Linked DNA regions of Homo sapiens: region 1 is linked to region 2. The links are chromatin loops, found by intact Hi-C in ENCODE. Cell type or tissue: endothelial cell of umbilical vein. All regions are shown on one strand. Each heading gives the region's core, and the rest is flanking DNA. Links, peaks and the distances in the headings are about the cores only. Region 1 overlaps SLC8A1 (solute carrier family 8 member A1). Region 2 has its middle 4.7 kb from the start of SLC8A1.

The links. Hi-C counts contacts between places; a loop is a spot of excess contacts. Peaks named below come from ENCODE experiments on the same cell type or tissue, not always from the same donor. Only the 100,000 strongest peaks of a DNase experiment are listed, where the experiment ranks them.
Region 1: it touches region 2 in a loop (13-fold over the local background); 2 of 110 quality-filtered maps call a loop at or near these places.

What each region holds. Positions count from the first base shown.
Region 1 is chr2:40,326,593-40,331,980 of GRCh38, forward strand. All of the region lies in intron 2 of SLC8A1 (solute carrier family 8 member A1), which reads right to left. Among named protein-coding and RNA genes, the nearest start is that of SLC8A1, 120 kb to the right of the region's middle. In endothelial cell of umbilical vein, for the core only: no CTCF peak of the experiment used is centred there; DNase peaks (open chromatin) are centred at 2,689, 3,259 and 3,679.
Region 2 is chr2:40,454,074-40,459,461 of GRCh38, forward strand. It overlaps a transcript of SLC8A1 not described here. Among named protein-coding and RNA genes, the nearest start is that of SLC8A1, 4.7 kb to the left of the region's middle. In endothelial cell of umbilical vein, for the core only: no CTCF peak of the experiment used is centred there; no DNase peak of the experiment used is centred there.

The sequences.
Region 1 (5,388 bases), core at 164-5,163, 130 kb before region 2:
CTTTCTAACTTTCGAACTGCCAAGAGTTAAAGGAAAAGGTGGTCCCCTTGTCCAAAATGAAGAGATGAAACAAATTTCTGGTACTGATCAATGGTTATGGTCATCACTACTATGGGCTACTAATGGTTCTTGACAGCCTAGTAATGACTTGCATATTTAAAGAGGACTCCTTTCAGTCACTTCCAGGAGGGCCTGTGTTTTAAGTATTCTCTTAATCTAATCTGTTTGATCCATTTAAATTGACGATGTAAATTTAAAGATGATTGTGTGGAAACAAGAGAAGGATCCTAACCAGACTGCAGAGGTATTGATCCCAAGGTCAGGGCTCATTAGTAGAAATTGCTAATGGTCCAAGTAATCTTCCAAGCTCACTGTACAATATTAGGTCCTCCATAGGAAACAAAACATTACTTTTGTGTAAAACAACTTGTAACAACAATAGTAATACAATATACCTATTTTAAAAAGAAAAGAAACTACTTACAATTCTACTACTGTCTTAAATTATATAATTTTAATTTATTCCCTTTCAATCTTTCTCATATGCATGTTATACATTTGAAACCTATAATGCACAAATAATTGTATGCCCTGCTCCTTCTTAAATGATAATTACATTTCTAATTTGATAGTCTTCATAGTTTTTAAAAGTTGCATGATTCCATTGAATGACATACAATTCACATGAACATTCCACTGTTACAATACTGGACCTTTGAATTGTTTTGAAAGAACTCTGTGAAGTATGTTTGTGCATATGACATTTTAACATTTCACATTATTCCCCTAGAATAAAGTCCCAAAAGAGGCATTATGTGTCAAAGGAAATAACTGTTTCATGACACTTAATACATGTTGCCAAATTTCGCAGCATAGCTTTTTAAAAAACGTTGTGAGCATGTTCTTTCTGCAAATCACTTTGCTAGACTGTGAGGCACAAATGAATGAGTTTAAAATACAGTGCTTCACCGTGGAATACTATGCAACCATAAAAAAAAACATGTTCTTTGCAGCAACATGGATGCAGCTGGAGGTCATTATCTTCAGTGAATTAATGCAGGAACAGAAAATCAAATACTGCATGTTATCACATATAACTAGGAGCTAAACATTGGGTACACATGGACATAAAGATGAGAATAATACGACACTGGGGACTCCAAAAGGAGGGAGGGAGAAAAGGGCTGAACAACTACCTATTGGATACTATGGTCCCTACCTGGGTGATGGGATCAGTCATACCCCAAACCTTAGCATCATGCAATATACCCATGTAACAAACCTGCACATGTACCCCATGAATCTAAAATAAAAGCTGAAATTATTTAATAAATAAGTAAATAAATACATGCAGAAATAAAACTGAAAAAAAAATACAGTATTTGCCCTGAAAATCATATAATACAGTTGGGGAAATAAGACATACACATGTGAAAAGAGAACTAACAATACCAACCACAGGAATTCAGAGAAGAAAGAAAAAGAGCATATTTAGCAGAAGAGGGTAAAGAGTTAGACTTTTGGGATATTCTGAGGTTTGGATGAGTTGAGGTAGAAACTATTCAGGTCGATAAATAGAGTAAAAAGAAAAGAAATTAACCATTCCAAGGAATTTTCTGTGACTTAAAAGCACTATGTGATTAAATTTAATGTATTATCCTGGTCCACATAGACTCCCCAAGGATCTTTCCATTATTAGTAATAGTTATTCTTTCACCTTTGTCCTTGAAACATCGACTTCCCCCGTTCCATTTGATGTGATACTGTGGAGGTTTATCTCCTCTGCCTCTAATCAGTCCTTAACTTCTTTCTTTTAAATTCATCTTCCTCCAACCACCACCATGAGAACATTTCTCAAAGTTCTCCTGCAGTTTTCTCCTTCTTTATATATTTCTGTAGGTAATGTCACCTGATGACTTAGCTCTTGTCATTACTTCTTGCTGCGAATCCCCCAATCTCTATTTTCAGCTCTCAATTCTCATTTTTGTTCGCATACATACATTTTCCACTGCCTCTTACAGCAGTTTAAACTAGATATCCCAAACTGAACTCTTTCTGTGGTCTCTAGATAATCTGAAAGCACCACAGTTCGCAAGCGTGTCATCTTTCAGGTCTCTTTCATCTTCATAGCTCACACTGAATCAGTTTCCAAATTTGGTCCCAGCTTCCCAGTGACTTCCAATTTCCTCCTATTGTAGGTGATCAAAATCTCCCACCTGGACTATTGCAAGGGCTCCCCCATCTGATCTGCTTGCCTCCAGCTTCAGCCCCTTCAATCTGTGGTCTACACCATTACCAGTTGCCTTTTAAGAGCACAGAGTAGATTATGTCACTTGTCTGCCCAAGGACTTCCAGCAACTCTAGAAAACCAGCAAAGCCCAATCCAGACACATTAATGTATCCCTCCTGGTCCCTTATGGTTTCAACTCACACTACTTCTCTATTTTCATCTCCTCACACTACAACCTCACACACACACACACACACACACACACACACACACACACACGCACTGGACTATTTAAAATTCACTGAAAACAGACAAACTTTCACTCGGCCAAACCTTTATTCCTGCAGTTTCCCTTGAATGAATACTCTCATATTCTCTGGCCCATTGAAACCTTACGCAACCGTTAGGTCCAACCAAATGTTATCAGTTCCAACAATCCTTCCCAGACCTCTGTCTCCACAATCTGAAGTACTATTAACTTCCTGTATTTTACAGCACTGAATGGTTAATTTTCTTGCTGCCTGTGCAACTACAATGTTCCCTTTCTGGAGGCCAAGTTAATAAATTCAATACATCCAAGTGTGTTTAAATTTTTTAATCTCTTTGGCCAAGGGCTGAACTTCCTCTTGCTGTTTGTTAAATGGCTATTGGAAGATCTCTTGCTAAACCTGAAAGTATTTAAGATGTTCAACAGAATCCTCATTCACAGATGTGAGGAAGAATAAGAGATGGAAAGAGAAAAGGATTTAAGTTACTAATGATTTTTCTTTCCAATCAGCCCTATGACGTATCTTCAAAACCAGGCCAAGAATTCTCATCACTTGTCATGACGAGTCCCTTAGCAAGGATAGGGTGCTGCACATTCAAGTTCTTGTTTTAGGCTCTTGCTCCCATCCCAGGCCCTTGCTTAGGTTTAAAGTGAGAGCTTTAAGCAGGGAAGACTCCCAGGTTGCAAGTATTCCTCAATCCCATCCCACTGCATGTGATGCTGACTGGAGTCCTGGCACGCTGTCACAGATCCTAGCATAAAAATAACCTGAGGTAGGATAGAGGGGAAAGAGAGGAAGGGAATTTATGACCAACCCTCCAGCTTTATTTATCACTTACCCTGGGAAAGTACTATGTAATAAAAAGGGGGGGAAAAACAAGACAGCCAAGCTATTTAAAGAGCAGGAGCTGAAACTTCAGAAGCATAAACTAATGTTTCTAACTAAAAACGGGTGTGGAGCTTAAAACTTTTCAAAAAGTAGATGCTAGATGCATATCTTAATAAAAATGAATTTTAAATAATATTTTTGAATGGACTATCCTACGCTATTTATTAGGACTAATGGTTATTCCCAAGACCCGTTCTAACTTCTGATCATTAGAAGGTACCATATTTTTCCATTTGCATAGTAGAGGCAGGATGATAGTATATGTTTTTGTCTGAAGTGAGACTATTAAAGGAAACACATTAAAATGATGAGGATAAATGGTCATGTGTCATCAAGGCCAGTCCTTCCTGCCATTCTTTAAGCTGAATTCCCATAAAATTTAGTTTTACCTCTTTGAAAACTATGTGTGTTGTTGGACTAAACGTAAGAAAAGAACAAAACCAACCAGTGAATAATAAAGGCAATGTCTAAGGCTGACTACATTTGGTATATTAAAATAAAGTAGAAAACTGGAAATACAAGAGTAGTATTCCTTTATGTTTTCTAATTAGTCATTTCTGATGTTTTCCCTGAATTTACACATCAGTCCATTATTCCAAGCAGGGACACACACACACCCATCAATAAATTACTATTATAAAGAGAGGTAATTGTCTATATACAAAATAAATATACTACTAGTTGCTTATAGTTGCAAAGGTAAATGTGGAAATTCTCTTCATTTTACCAATTACCAGCTCATAAAGGAAAAATAAAGTTAAAATATATTCTCTTTTTGCACAGACTGCTAAATAATTGACTGATCATGATTAATCAAGTAAATTGAGGCATTCTGGAAAAATGACAAATGGCAAGATTTACTGCCTCTGGAATCTACGGCATTTGCTAAATATAACTTGCTTGTAACTACAGATAAATATCTAATCTAATACAATCGAGTTACCTGCAAACCAGAGCCACATACAAAATTGAATGAATAAAAACGTCTCAAAAGACAATAAATACTTTCTTTCTTCCAAATGAAATAAAATCTTATGATAGGTTTTGAGGAGTACACGTAGATGCTAGGAGCATCAGCTTTGCAGGCCTGCAGACAAGGGTTCAAATCTTGGCTCTAAGCCTCTGATTCCTACCTAGGAAAATGAGGGTGATATTATCTATGGTATGAGATTGTTATAAGAATTTATTGAGATAATTCAGTAATTGCCATATAGTGTGCTAAGCTTAGTGTCTGGCACATAATACATTATCAATAAATGTGTCTTATCATTACTATTGTCATTATTTATTACCACTAGTGAGAGGCTAGAAAGTGAAAAGTCTAACCAATGCTTTTAACTTCATTTTCTACAGAATATTCATAGAATATTCATAGAATCATAAAACACACACACATAATGCCTACTATATTTGGTACTTGTCTGTATTCACTTCTATGACCCACTTTAATGTATATGCAACCCTACAGTAAAGAACACTCCCGGGAGAATAAAAAAGTGCCCTTTATATTAGCAAAATTTTATGTGAGTTAACTGCATAAAATAGGATGAGTTTTGTACTAAAACTCATCAATTATTTTTCATTAGGGTGGCTTTTTATTTATTTATTTTATTTTATGTTTATTTTTTTTTTGAGACGGAGTCTCGCTCTGTCGCCCAGGCTAGGGTGCAATGGTGCGATCTCGGCTCACTGCAACCTCTGCCTCCCGGGTTCAAGCGATTCTCCTGCCTTAGCCTACCGAGTAGCTGGGATTACAGGCGGCCACCACTGTGCCCATCTAATTTTTGTATTTTTAGTAGAGACAGGGTTTTGCCAGTTGGCCAGGCTGGTTTTGAACTCCTGACCTCAGGTGATCCATCAGCCTTGGCCTCCCAAAGTGCTGGGATTACAGGCGTGAGCCACCGTGACCGGCCTAGGATGGCTTTTCTAAATATTTTCGTCTATGATAATTTTTCTCTCCATGTATTTATTTATTTTCAGACAGTTTGAGGTTACAGTGAG
Region 2 (5,388 bases), core at 194-5,193:
TGTCTCTTTTAGAATATGTCCTCTACCAAAAATTACTTAGAGTCCCTGAATTTAAGGCAGTGTGAGTAGCAGATATTTGGCTCACACTCAATGAAAGGGGCTTGGAGAGAAAAGTGGCTGCCTTCTAAATAACACTAAGGAAAGCTTATAACTAAAGACTCCACTCAATAGGAAATAGAACACAGCCAAATGAAGGAACCAAGAGAAAGCTAAATGAAAATGTGAGTGGGCCATATTTCACTGGAATAGATTTTGTGGAAAGAGTGTAGCCTCTTATTGCTATGACGGGCCGCTTAGTGAAAGCTGAGATTTTCTTGAAATTTTAGGCATGTTTGTGACATGGAGTGACAAGAACCCTGTTCTTTAAATGTTTATACTCCAGTGATGCCCAAAGTCTGTCTTAAGACTTTTTTTTTTTTTTTTTTTGCTTTGACCATTGAAACTGAAAGGCTACATCTTGGCCACTTGATTCTTCCTCTTTTCCAATCGAAACTGCTTTTAGACTGATTTGGATTCTTGGGAAAAAAACAATATTAAATGGTCTTCTGTTTATCTAGAACTATTGGAGAGGCAGCCTAGTGCCTAGTGATTTGGCATCCTTTTTGGTTCAGTCAGTTTCTGAGCCCCTAATTTTCTTTGCCTTTCATTTCTCTTTAAAGGCATTTTTATAATGGTTCCAGGGCCCCAAGGCAAATCAAACCTTTTGCTCCCTCCTAAATGTCATACATGAGTGAGTTTTTATTGCGAGAATTATCAAAGGCTGCATCACAGGCACAAGGCTGAGGAAGACTATGGCTCTAAGAAAGGAAAAAGTGAGGCTGCTGCAGTCTGTGGCTTTGGAAAGAAGACATGTTGAATGGAGGAAGGTGGTAATTTACATTCTAATAGCAGTAATGTTTCTTAATTGCAGTCTTCCATATTGATTGCCATTCTTTCCTCTGGACTTGGAATTAAGAGTCACCGGGTCTCCACTGTTATCTAACCAAAGCAATACGACACAACCATTCAGGGGACTCCACAGGGATATCACTAAGATTTGATATATTCGAAAGATGTTCTGATGTTCACAAACTATTTCCTAGGAAACCTTCAGGGGATCTGTTAGCAAACTCATTTTCAGACCAAGTGTAAATATTGTGAATTAGGCCCTACTTTTTATCTAGTCTATAGAAAATTTAGACATGTGATCAGGTTACCAAGATTTTTAAAAATATTTAATACTTTACTAAAGCACTCAATATGTTTTCATCATAGGGAAAACAAGCACAATACTCTGTTTAAATTCCTTTCATTTTTACTTTGAATTACATAAATCAGAGGTACCTCTATTGTCTCTTCCATTGCTTCGGGCTTCTGAAATATGTTAATACAGTCTTAGTCGTCCCTCACCTCATTTCTTACTCTGCCAGCCTTCACTAATCACCTATCTGTTCAGTCACAGGCTCAGTTTCATAGTGATTTCTACATAAGAAAATGTTATTACATAATAGCCCCTAGCCTGGCCAGTGAGTGGAGCTTAGAATTAGCCATTTTTCCATACCTAAGAATCTCAGGTGAACCATTGGGTTCCCAGTTTTGTTCTTTAGGTTTTCTTTGCTGATGAGTAGATCCAGGGTTCTTTGCTTTGGGGATGACTTTGAGAATTCTTTGTTGACTTCTAAGTGCTGTTGTTCCTCTTCCCTGGAGACTTGTTCCTGCAGTTAAACTTTTACTTCTCTGTTTTGTTTTGACCAACTGAACACCACTCTTGTACCTCACCCAGTTGTAAACCCTGCTACTGCACAACAGTCCACAGACTGGGGCAGCCTTCCTGGCAGACTCACAGTCACAACTCTCCTCCTCTCTGCATTACCGTGGGGTCAACCACTTCCTCTGAGTCGCCAATGAATTTGTCACAGTCTTTGGACATCAGGGACCTGCAATTCTACATTTGAGCAACTGATATTAAAGAATTGGGTTTGGGCTGGGCGCGGTGGCTCACGCCTGTAATCCCAGCACTTTGGGAGGTTGAGGCGGGTGGATCACGAGGTCAGGAGATCGAGACCATCCTGGCTAACATGGTGAAATCCCGTCTCTACTAAAAATACAAAAAATTAGCCGGGCGTGGTGGCGGGCACCTGTAGTCCCAGCTACTTGGGAGGCTGAGGCAGGAGAATGGCGTGAACCCAGGAGGCGGAGCTTGCAGTGAGCAGAGATCACACCACTGCACTCCAGCCTGGGTGGACAGAGCGAGACTCCGTCTCAAAAAAAAAAAAAAAAAAAAAAAAGAATTGGGTTTGTACAAAATTCTGAGACTTCTGTTTTTCATTTCTGCCCCTTATTAAATTAAGGAAATATCTAGTCTCTGTCCTGCAACTTTATCAATGGTAACTCAATGGCAGAATCATTATCTAGAGCTATTAATTTAGAGGTCAGAAAATAATAGCAGATTGGTTAAGAGCCAAGGCTTTAGAGTCAGAATATCTGTGTTAGATTTTTCAGATCCAGCTGTGTGACCTTGGGGAAGCTTTTTAACCTCTTAAATCTCAATATCTTTGTTTGGAAAACATGGATCATAAACTCTCCCTCAAGGTGCTGTGGGAAGGATAAAATGTATATAGGATGCTTGGCATAGTTCCTGATCATAGTAATTGCTCAGCAAACGATATTGCTGTTATTATTACTGGTAAAGTTTCATAAACATGATGTCAATGTAAATTTTAAAATTTCTATATAATTAGATTCTACATAATCAGGTCATCCAATTATTGATATTGATTATGCTGTTGTTTTTGTTATACAGAGTTCTATGCAATGAATAATCCAGAAAAATATACATTTCTACATCAAGAGAGTACTTTTCCTCTCTGTAATGAAAAAAGCTGCTTGTGAACTTTCTGATTTTGTAAGTACATAGTGTGGTTAGTGATTGATTAAAAGGGGCAATGAATTCTTCTCTCCTTCACAATAATTCTGTTCCCTTATGTCTGGGTATCAATTTGATCTTATCTCTATTATAAACTGAGGGTAGAATTTCAAAGACAGTCATTTTACGCAAATCCTGCTACAACTAAAATTTTGATTGTCACATTACATTAATTTTATTAACTGGGAACTTTTTCTGTAGGGCGTAAACTTCTTCACTAAGTTTACACAACACACTTTCCTCAACATTGATTCAAGGACTCTTCATCAAATAGGGGCTCAAGATAAGCTCCCTGGGGTGCTTTGTACCAGGCAGTTGTTCCCTACAATCCAGTTCAGAAGCAATGTCCCTGCGAGATTACACTTCAGCCTTTTTCATAAATCTCTTTTCCAAGGCACCGTTTATGATATATATCTCCCTCGCTGTATCTTCAATTGCTGGTCACTGATTAGACTCTTCTGAGAGCTGCCACTGTTTTAGTGCTTACCACAATGCCCAGACAGTAGCCCTTGAAGATGAAACCTAAGGGGAAAATTGACTAAACTTATGGGTGTTGTAATCCATGATTTTAATGATGCTGATTCTGCTACTACTGGAAGTGTCTGGAAATAATGAAACTGTATGCTCTCGTCTCTTTAAAAATGTAGACTCATACAGTGTGACCTAAAGAATCCTTAGTAATCACAAACAAGTAATACTTAGAAACTGCATTCTATTTTCCCATTCTTTTAAAAGTATTATCCAGTCACACAAAAGTCACCTTTGGGTTTGTTTCAGCATTCCTAAGAATGTCTTTATCAAAACAAAGGATAAATTGTTTGTATAGACATTAACATTTTTTGCCACCTCCAATTTAATTTTTATGTAAGAAATCCTTGTGAACTAGTTGGGGCTGCTATGGTTACTCTCATTTTACAGACTGAGAAAGAAAGTACAAAGGGATTTGCCGAATCCTGGCTGTACGCATGTATCAGCTGGGTTATTTAAAAAAATACTGAAAGCTGGGTCCTACCCTTAGACATTCTGCCTCTATTGGTCAGAAGTCGAGTCTGGGCACTGTTTTGTTTTGTTTTCAAGTTTTTTGGGATGGTTCTATGATTCAGCCAGGGCTGAAAACCACTGACCTAAGGTCAAATAGCTAATTTGTGGCAAAGACGAGTGATAAAGCTCTTTTACGTCTGGCACAACTCAGTTTCTTTTCTGCTGCTCTATCAAATTTCACTATTAATAGAATATAAAAATGAGGACTTTTCTGGGAAATTTAAGAGGACTTACAAACGTTTAAGTGCCTTTTTGAGTCCCTAAGGGGCAGGTAATGTAATTCACCTGACATAAGCAGATTGGAGGATATGATCTAGAAAGTCCAGTCCATTACTATGGGGCCCCCTTCTACTTGAACATTTATTCCTCAGCATCTAGAGCAGTTTTTGGTGCATGGGACATGAATTAGTAGAACATGTATCGTCCCCTGTAAGGGGACTGGTGTAGATGGAAAGAAGGATTCCGGTGATAGGGTAAACTCTTTGGCCTCTCTCCAGTGCAAATTGCAACTTAATAGCAATCATCTCTTTGTGGCTGCAGTTCAGGCTCTGGTTAGCTGACACAGTCACCATATCTACACCGGTGTTCTGCCTGGCCACCTGCTCTGCGATGACAGACAGATTGTCTGTGACACTGCAGGACGAGGAACCACACAGAGACAGCAATCTGACCGAGCCTCAGGCTTGAGTTTGTAAACTAACCCTTTGTCAGTTATCTCAGGAATTACTTCTAAGCTCTTATTTGGACCAATTTGTGACTAAGTCAGAGAATCTCTTATCTCCTCTATTAAGAAGGGTTCACTAGGCATGGGGTTTATAAGCATTATTCTTGTATTCTTATTTATTATTTTTCAAGATTCAAGGAATATGTAAGTTTCCTGATTATGTCAATCGTTGGTCATCAAGCAACTCTTATTAAAGGAAAAAAAGCTGGGTAGAACAGAGAAAAATAAAACACAGCTGAGAGTAGCCATGAATTCATTTGTTCACTCATTTCTTTATGGATTTTTTCAACAAATATTTATAAGGATGGACTCCGGACCAGGCACTGTCTCAGACACTGGAGAGACAGCAGTGAAAACATCAGTAGAAGTTTCTACTCTCCTGGGACTCACATTCTAGTGAAAAAATGACAGGCAACAAGCAAAATAAACAAATTAACACATTGTAGGGTGTCATATGGAGAAACTGCTATGAAGCTCATAAAGCAGGAAAAATGGAATAGAAAGGTTTAGGGAAAGTACTAGTTTAGGTGGTCAGTTCTGCAGAGACTTGAATTAAGATTTCCTGTTGACACCACCAAACCTTTTTTGAGAGTCCCAAACAGATAAAATGATATAGGACAGTATATTTTTTTTTGTTTTGAAAATTTGTTTCTGCCCTGTACTGAGTTTTATTTTGTTTTTAGGAATTCCTGCCTCAAAGCCATCGGACTTTATCAGG